Linked DNA regions of Homo sapiens: region 2 is linked to region 1. Evidence: chromatin contacts called from ENCODE Hi-C or POLR2A ChIA-PET data. All regions are on one chromosome and are shown on one strand. The core of a region is the stretch at or near the end of the contact, and the rest is flanking DNA. Distances in the headings are between cores, read along the strand shown. Region 1 holds the start of PCDHB2 (protocadherin beta 2). Region 2 holds the start of PCDHGA11 (protocadherin gamma subfamily A, 11).

Region 1 (4,904 bases), core at 9-2,508:
TTTTCTGGGATCTGATTGATAAGTGTCGACATAGTTAGTTCCGGAGGATTGTCATTCAAATCCATCACTTGGACAAATACCACACAAGTTCCAGATAGGCCCCCACCATCTGTCGCCTGAATATTTACTGTGTATGTCTGGATGGATTCGAAATCCAGTTTCTGTCTTAAAAGCAGTTCTCCCGATTTTGCACTTAATCGAAACGTTTTGCGAATGTCTTCAGATGCTTGGGAAAATGCATAAGATATTTCTCCATTAGTTCCAATGTCTAAATCCCTGGCAGAGACGATGGCAACCTGGGATCCAACGGGGCTGTCCTCCGGGATCTGCACCTCATAGAGCAGCTTTGCAAACTCTGGGACGTTGTCATTGATGTCCACAACTTCAATCCGTACCAGGGCCGTGCCGGACCTGGGTGGACTCCCGCCATCTAGCGCTGTGAGGGTTAACCTGATCTCAGGCTGCTCCTCGCGATCCAGGGCTCTGTTCAGCACCAGCTGTGGTAATATTATGCCATCGAGACTGTCTTGTAAATTAAGATGAAAGTGGAAATTGGGACTGATTGTGTAATTTTGGAGACTGTTGGTTCCTACATCCAAGTCCTGGGCACGTTCTATTAAGAAAGTAGTTCCAGGAGTGATACTTTCTGGAATTTTCAAAAGTATTTCTTTGTCTAGGAAAACTGGGGAATGATCATTTACGTCCCTAATCCGTAGCTCCGCCTGAAAAAACTGCAAGGGATTTTCTAGTAACACCTGGAAAGGTAGGACACAGGGCTCTGTGGGGCCGCACAGCTCCTCCCGGTCCAATTTCTCATTTAACAACAAATCCCCGGTCTGCCTATCGAACTGCAAATGCATTTTTTTTCCTTTGGAAACGACCCTGGCCCCCCTCACAGCAAGTTCTCCTATCTCCAGCCCCAGGTCTTTTAACAAATTGGCCACAAAGGAGCCACTCTCCGTTTCCTCGGCCACTGAATAGTGCCTAGGCTGGCAACTAGCCTGAGCTATGCCCAGCAAAACAAAGAATATCAGGACTTGCCTTTGTTTCGGAACGCGCTCCTTCCCCTCTCCGGCCTCCATTGCTTTCTGGTCTCTCACCAAACGTGCTCCAGCTCTGGCTCACGTTGTCGCTAACTCTATCTCCCCGTATCTCGCTGATACTGGGATGAGTGGACAATCCTAGGGCCCGGATTTCCCGGAGCGACCGCCTTAGAAAGCCTCCTCTTCCTGCTTGCTGCTTCTTTAGCTGAGTATCTGGGTAAGGGAGCGTCGGCTGGGTGCTTTGTTTCTGCTACTTCTAAGGCTGCAGCGCCACCCCGCGTCTCTTCCGAGTATTTATTTTCTCCTAAACTTTAAGAAAATCCCAGTGCTTTCTTTCAGGCTGATGGCAATCGAAATTGAGTATTTTCAAGTAGTGTCTCTCAGTGTACCGAAGTCTTATTGGCGTTTCGAAAGGCTCTTCATTGCACCCATAGAGACAGGGCAAGAATAAATAAATCTTCACTTCCCTCACAAATCCAAGCTTTTTTTTTTTTTCAAACTGGAAAAAATAAATTTCAGAACCTGGAAGGGAGTGATCTCAGTCCTAGCATGCTTCGGAAAGAAGGCTTAGACTAAGAAAGTTCTATTTTTATTCAGAGTTTGGGCATGTGTGCAACTCAGTGGTGGTTAGATTACCATCATCACACTCAAACCCAGCTGAAAAACAGAGACCCAGGAAAAGCACAGAATCCAAATAAGAGTATTTTAATGGGCACTGAAATAGTCTCCTTACTCATATTTCTTTCTTTGCACTGCTCCCACTTCACATTTTCCTGAACTTTGATGTGTCTGAGCCTCATGAAACTCTCCAAGAGCAGCCAGATATTTCCTTATTGTAAATGTATCAATATTATTTTCCTTTCTAATGCCTAGGAGAACTTTCAACATAACCTCAATTCAATTACCACATCTAGCAAAGAGCAATTTCATAATATTAAATAGCCAGTAAATATTCCAGTTTCCCCAATTATCTTTAAAAATGTCTTTTCAGTGATGGTTTCTTCAATCTGCTTCCAAACAGGGTATATATGTCATTGTTTGTTGTTAGGTTTTTTAATTTTGTCTTTTTGTTTCTTTTTTAATGTTAATATAAAGAAGTTATCAAGCCACAGAATGACATGAAGGAAACTTAAATGCATATTTCTCAGTGAAAGAATCCAGTCTGAAAAGGCAATGATACTGTATAATTCAAATTACATGATACTCTGAAAAAGGCCAAATTATAGAGACATTTAAAAGACAAGTGATAGCTAGGAAGAAGAGGGAGGGGGATGAAGAGGTTAAACATGGGGTACTTTACGATACTACAATGGTAGATACATGACATTATGCCGTTGTCAAAATCCACAGAACTATACAACACAAAGAGTGAACACTAAACTATGAAATTTAGTTAATAATTTACCAGTATTGGCTCATCAATTGTAACAAATGTACCACAGTAATGCAAGATTTTGATAACAGGGAAACTTTGAGTGGGAGAAAATCGGTATGTGAGGGGAACTGTTTGTACTATTTGCTCAATTTTCTGTAAACTCTAAGGCTGCTTTAAAAAATAATTTTACTTTGGGAGGCCGAGGCAGGCAGATCACGAGGTCAAGAGATCAAGACCATCCTGGCCAACCTGGTGAAACCCCATCTCTACTAAAAATACAAAAAAAATGAGCCAGGCATGGTGATGGGTGCCTGTAATCCCAGCTACTTGGGAGGGTGAGGCAGGAGAATCACTTGAACCCGGGAGGCGGAGATTGCAGTGAGCTGAGATCATGCCATTGCACTCCAAGCCTGGTGACAAAGCGAGACTCCATCTCAAAATAATAATAATAATAATAAATATTAGGATGTGTCTCTAAAAGATCCATTGGGTTAAAAAATTGGGGGATGAAGAAAAAAATTAAATATATAGAACAGTTAAAAGAACTATACATAAACTACAACTCTAACCTCCATCCAAACTTAACAATTGTTTATATTTTACCATATTTGTTCTATCTTATTCTGTACACACACCCGCTTTTCTGATGACTTATATGAAAGTAACTTGCAGACATCATATTTCACCTCTAAATATTTCAGCAGGTATCACATAATTATAATATTATCTCATATAATCATAATGGTTCTATCATACCTAAGAAAATTTAAAAAAATTCTACAGTTATCTAAAATCCAGCCCCAATCAAATTTCACTGTCTTTCCATTATCTTTTCCTCAATTTTGATAAGAATTCACACTCACTCAAGTTCCTTTGACAAATGCACTTACTTTTTTAACTATTTGTTATAAGGAATGTCTTAGAAACTTTTTCAACCAACTTTGATAATTGTATTTGGCTATTAGATCTATTTACTCTAGAATACTCCCCCATCTTTAATGACATTAGATTTCTGAAGTGTCCAGACTAGTTGTTTTGTAGGATGTCCTACATTCCAAATTTGATTGTTTCCTCATGGTATCATTTAACCTGTTCTTCTATCCCCTGTATTTTCAGAAAACTGGACTGGATGATTTATTAAATGTAACAATAGCATAATATTTTAAAAAGCTCTCATTTATCATCTTGTAACTGGCTAAAAAAAGGATAATCACAGGTTCCTTTTCTTAACATTTAGAAAACAAATGCCTATCTCTACCTGTTGATATTATTTTTTGCTTTCCATGATTATTACTTTTATATGGATGTTATAATAATTCAAAATATGTTAATTCATTGACATTGAGCATTAAACAAATTCATTGAGGTGAATAACACCCAAGGTCCAAGTCTTTAAAAACAGCTTTTTATATAATCTGCAAAACCTGATTAGGGTCCGAAATAGATGTAGTGAAGATCAGTTATATCATACAGGCAAATTATAACTGGTAGGTTACTCGAAATTTTATATTTAACCAGGTATATGGCTATTTCCTTTGGACAGGTTTTCTGAACTAAAGCAGTTATGGTTAATTTGGGATAACATAAAGGAGAGGAAAATAGGTAATATGAAGAAAATAACATAATCTCTTCTCACAAGCTGGAGAATAGAAAACTTAATATCTAAGATATTTCAGAGGATACAATAACCAAGAACACATTAGGTTTTATTGTGAAAAAAATTTTAAAACCTCTCATGTTGTCATGTGTCCTCACAATTCAGAAGGTTTTACCCATCTTTCATTTCAATGCTATTAACACACCTAGAAATAGAAGTAAGTTTCTCTTTTTCAAAGATTATATAACCAACACCAATATTTTATATTCGTATATAGGTTTCCAGCTTTAAATGCATTATATCCGCTATGCTATTTTAAATCATTTATTTTCTTAAACCTTGATGAGAATACACCTTCCTTCTTTACAAATGCTCTTATTTTCTTAATCTCCTTTAATAAGGAATCATATATATTAGATTATAATTTATAGCATATTTATAAGTCTGAATGAAATATGTTTACATATAGTAATTATTTATATTATAATGAGGGGAATCTATTGCATAATTTAAAAATTATGTTATTACAGTAGGTTTAATTTCTTAGGTTTCGCTTTACTTTTCATATGCTGCACAAGCAGAGACATTATCCTAGGAGTCACTTTCATAATTTTGAAGATTCATTTAATAAAATCTAACATATTAAAATGTTACACAAATAATTTCATATACAGGAATAGAAAAATATTTTCAAAAACATACCAAAAATGAAAGCAAGTCATTACAGTCTTATTACAAAAGTACAGCCATTCAAAAACTAAATAAGAACACATTGTTTGAGTATCTGTCATAATTAAGCTTGCCTCTCTCTTTTTTGGACTAAAGGGTGATTTGATCTTTTGACTGCCATGAGATGAAAATTACAAGAATTAGGAGAAAGGGTAGTCAA
Region 2 (2,967 bases), core at 468-2,967, 330 kb before region 1:
CACCAGTGTTGGAGTTAATAGAGACATAGGAGGACAGAGGCACCCCCTGGACAGTGTCATCCGTCAGAGAGTAAGTGACCAGGGCATTCTGTTTGCTGTCCGGGTCGAGGGCGGTCACTGAGAAGATGGAGGCACCCCTGGGGTTGTTTTCGGGAATGTAGGCAGAGTAAGAGGAGTGAGGAAAAACGGGAGGGTTATCGTTGTCATCTGCCACATTCAGCCAGACATGAGTTTCTGCAGACAAAGGCGGGCTTCCCTGGTCTGTGGCTGTCAACGTTATATTGTAGCTCTGGACCAACTCCCTGTCCAGCACTCTGCTTGTTATCAATTTGTAATAATTTCCATAAGTCTTTTCTAATTTAAAAGGCAGGTGGTTAGGAATAAAACAGGAGACTTGACCATTTTCTCCAGAATCTTGATCTTGCACATTTAGAAGAGCAATCACTGTACCTGGAGGAGAGTTTTCCAGAATTGAATTAATAGAAGAGGTGATAGTTATTTCTGGAGCGTTATCATTCACATCCACAACAGTGATCAACATCGTCGTGGTGGTAAAGAGACCTCCACCATCTTGGCCTTGAATTTCCATCTCATAGAATCTATATTTTTCAAAATCCAGAGACCCCCGTACTTGAACTTCTCCAGTTTGTGAATCCAATTGGAATATTTCAGAAGCCTTGCTTTCCATGTTCCGAAATGAATACATTACTTCCCCGTTGATTCCCTCGTCTGGATCCGTTGCATTAACCATCAGCACCCGAGTTCCGGAGCTGATGTTTTCTGGAACACTCACGCGATATACGGACTGTGTAAACATTGGGATGTGATCATTTACATCGAGGACCACCACACGAATGGGAACTGCGCCCTTTCGGATGGGATCGCCTCCATCTAAAGCTGTGAGGAGGAGCAGGTGAGCAGCCTCTTTCTCTCGGTCCAGGCTTCCCTCCAGTACTAGCTCTGGATTCTTGGCCCCATCCGTTCTGCCCCGCAGTTGCAAGGAAAAGTAATTATTAGGGCTGAGCTGGTAGCTCTGGAGGGAGTTCACGCCCACATCTGGATCCCTAGCATTAGGAAGAGCAAATCGCGCCCCAGGAATTGCGTGCTCACTGACTTTTATCTCCACTTCGTCCTCCTGGAAGCTGGGGGCGTTATCATTAATATCTATTATTTCCACCTCCACTCCGTAAATCTTCAAGGTGTCTTCCACGAGAAGTTCCATATTTAAAAAACAGGAGGACACCGTCTCACAGAGCTCCTCCCGGTCTATCCTGCCTGCCGTGATCAAGCTGCCGCTTCGCGGATTCACAGCGAAAAGCTGTGTCTTCCCTCTGGAGACGATGCGGACTCCGCGCTTCGCCAGCTCCCGGGGCTCCAGCCCCAGGTCCTTGGAGATATTGCCCACGAAGGAGCCCTTTTCGGTCTCTTCTGGCACCGAATATCGGATCTGCCTGGCCCGGAACCCCCGCAGCGTCCCCAGGAAAATGCACAGCAGCAGCAGCAGCCGACTGCGGTCCCCGCGCTGTAGCCGATTCGCCATGGCAGGCTCTAAGCCGATATTCCGCGGTTTCTCGAGCTGGTTGGTTGTGAATCGGCTTATGTATCTATGAAGTCCTAGGCCGACTACATCCAAAATATATCAGAAAGCGAAGGAAAATACTTCTAAGTCTCCAGTGTCAGGATCTGTGAGTATCCATCTCATTCCGCTTTGTGTGGTAGAGGCGGGGGAGGGAGGGACTCAATGGCGCGCAGCTTCCCATTCCCTGATTGGTGAGCAGCGGCGCCTAGAGCCCATTCTTATTATTGCAACGACTAAGAAATTCCAGAAGAAATGATTACGCTCACCTTTGTGAATCACACGTATTTGTAGAGCTTAAAAACGATGATACACAATACTTACATTATGTGACGTTAAAACTTTACCAAGAACACCTGCGAAAGGAGTAATTATTAAAAGGGCTTGCTTAATTTTTAAAAAGTTTTCAAAATATTACTGGAGCTGAAAACTTGTAGGTTGTAGTTGGTTCCAATTGATTTTAACCGACTGAAAGGAACGACATTTCTGGAAGTGGAAATAATACGGTCCCGATAAAATCATCAGGTAGGATGCCTAACTATAATTCTTACAAGGTTCCTTTATTGAGTAAATGAAGATGAAATACTTGAGAAAAATTGAGTAGCATCAGGGTTTCAATTAAAATACCATGCCGTAAAAATATACCTGTATTTTATATTTTTAACCGAAAGGTATTTTACTTCATAAAAATGTCACCGGAGATTACCCATGTAGTTTGCTTTAAAATGTCTTTGAATAGTAGGAAGACTGAGGCATTTAATTTAAACTTTTGTTTTAATAATGATAACCATAAATTTGACCTATATTTTGCGAACTCTATGAAGAAGTTATCTAGAATCTTAAAATAATACCACTATATTGGAATATATTGGCATATTGTAATATAAAAAGGATTAAATACATTTTTAAATACTTACCTGTTTAAGAATCTTCTTATCTGCTTCAACGCTGGGAGTTAAAATGCTAGCCAGTAGCATGCTATCTTTGTTGAGGTTATCTTGTGTGGCTGGACAATGATCAACAGATGTGAAAAAATTAAATTCTGGATTCATTTGATCCCCAGGCACACAAAAATTATAGGCATAGGGCAACGTTCCCTCACTGTAGTTGGGGGGACCCACAGGTCCGGACTTGGAGCAGAGAACTGACTCAAAGCAGTCTCCTGCAGTAGGGCTGAAAGACTGTCGCAGGCGTAGAGCAATAGCTAGAATCACCGCGAGGAGAAAGAGCACAGAAATCAAGGCCAAGGCCACCACCAGGTAAAACTGCATCTCAGCCTGGGAGTCAGAGGGTGTGGGATGGTCGCTGAAATCCGGCAGTACCTCTTGCAAGCTATCTGCGAACACCAGGTGCAGCGTGGCAGTGGCTGAAAGGGGTGGCTGTCCTCCATC

Evidence for each region. A loop is a pair of places that touch in the nucleus more often than their neighbours do. ChIA-PET counts read pairs that join two places held with the same protein, here RNA polymerase II (POLR2A). Pooled maps may share reads with other maps.
Region 2: a pooled map shows a loop between it and region 1 (2.2-fold over the local background). The contact joins the promoter of PCDHGA11 here to the promoter of PCDHB2 in region 1. A Hi-C loop is called at or near these places in 2 of 168 maps with a recorded cell type or tissue (MCF 10A and PC-9) and 8 of 50 pooled maps. POLR2A ChIA-PET finds 5 or more read pairs at or near these places in 1 of 52 experiments (WTC11).

The regions. Positions count from the first base shown.
Region 1 is chr5:141,090,969-141,095,872 of GRCh38, reverse strand. PCDHB2 (protocadherin beta 2) reads right to left here and starts at 1,258. Exons shown (of 1, transcript NM_018936.4): 1 at 1-1,258. The coding sequence starts at 1,082. It also overlaps PCDHB@.
Region 2 is chr5:141,419,801-141,422,767 of GRCh38, reverse strand. It overlaps PCDHGA11 (protocadherin gamma subfamily A, 11), which reads right to left and starts at 1,717. Exons shown (of 4, transcript NM_018914.3): 1 at 1-1,717. The coding sequence starts at 1,540. The region is part of intron 1 of PCDHGA1 (protocadherin gamma subfamily A, 1); the gene reads right to left. All of the region lies in intron 1 of PCDHGA2 (protocadherin gamma subfamily A, 2), which reads right to left. The region is part of intron 1 of PCDHGA3 (protocadherin gamma subfamily A, 3); the gene reads right to left. It also overlaps PCDHGB1, PCDHGA4, PCDHGB2, PCDHGA5, PCDHGB3 and PCDHGA6, and 9 more genes.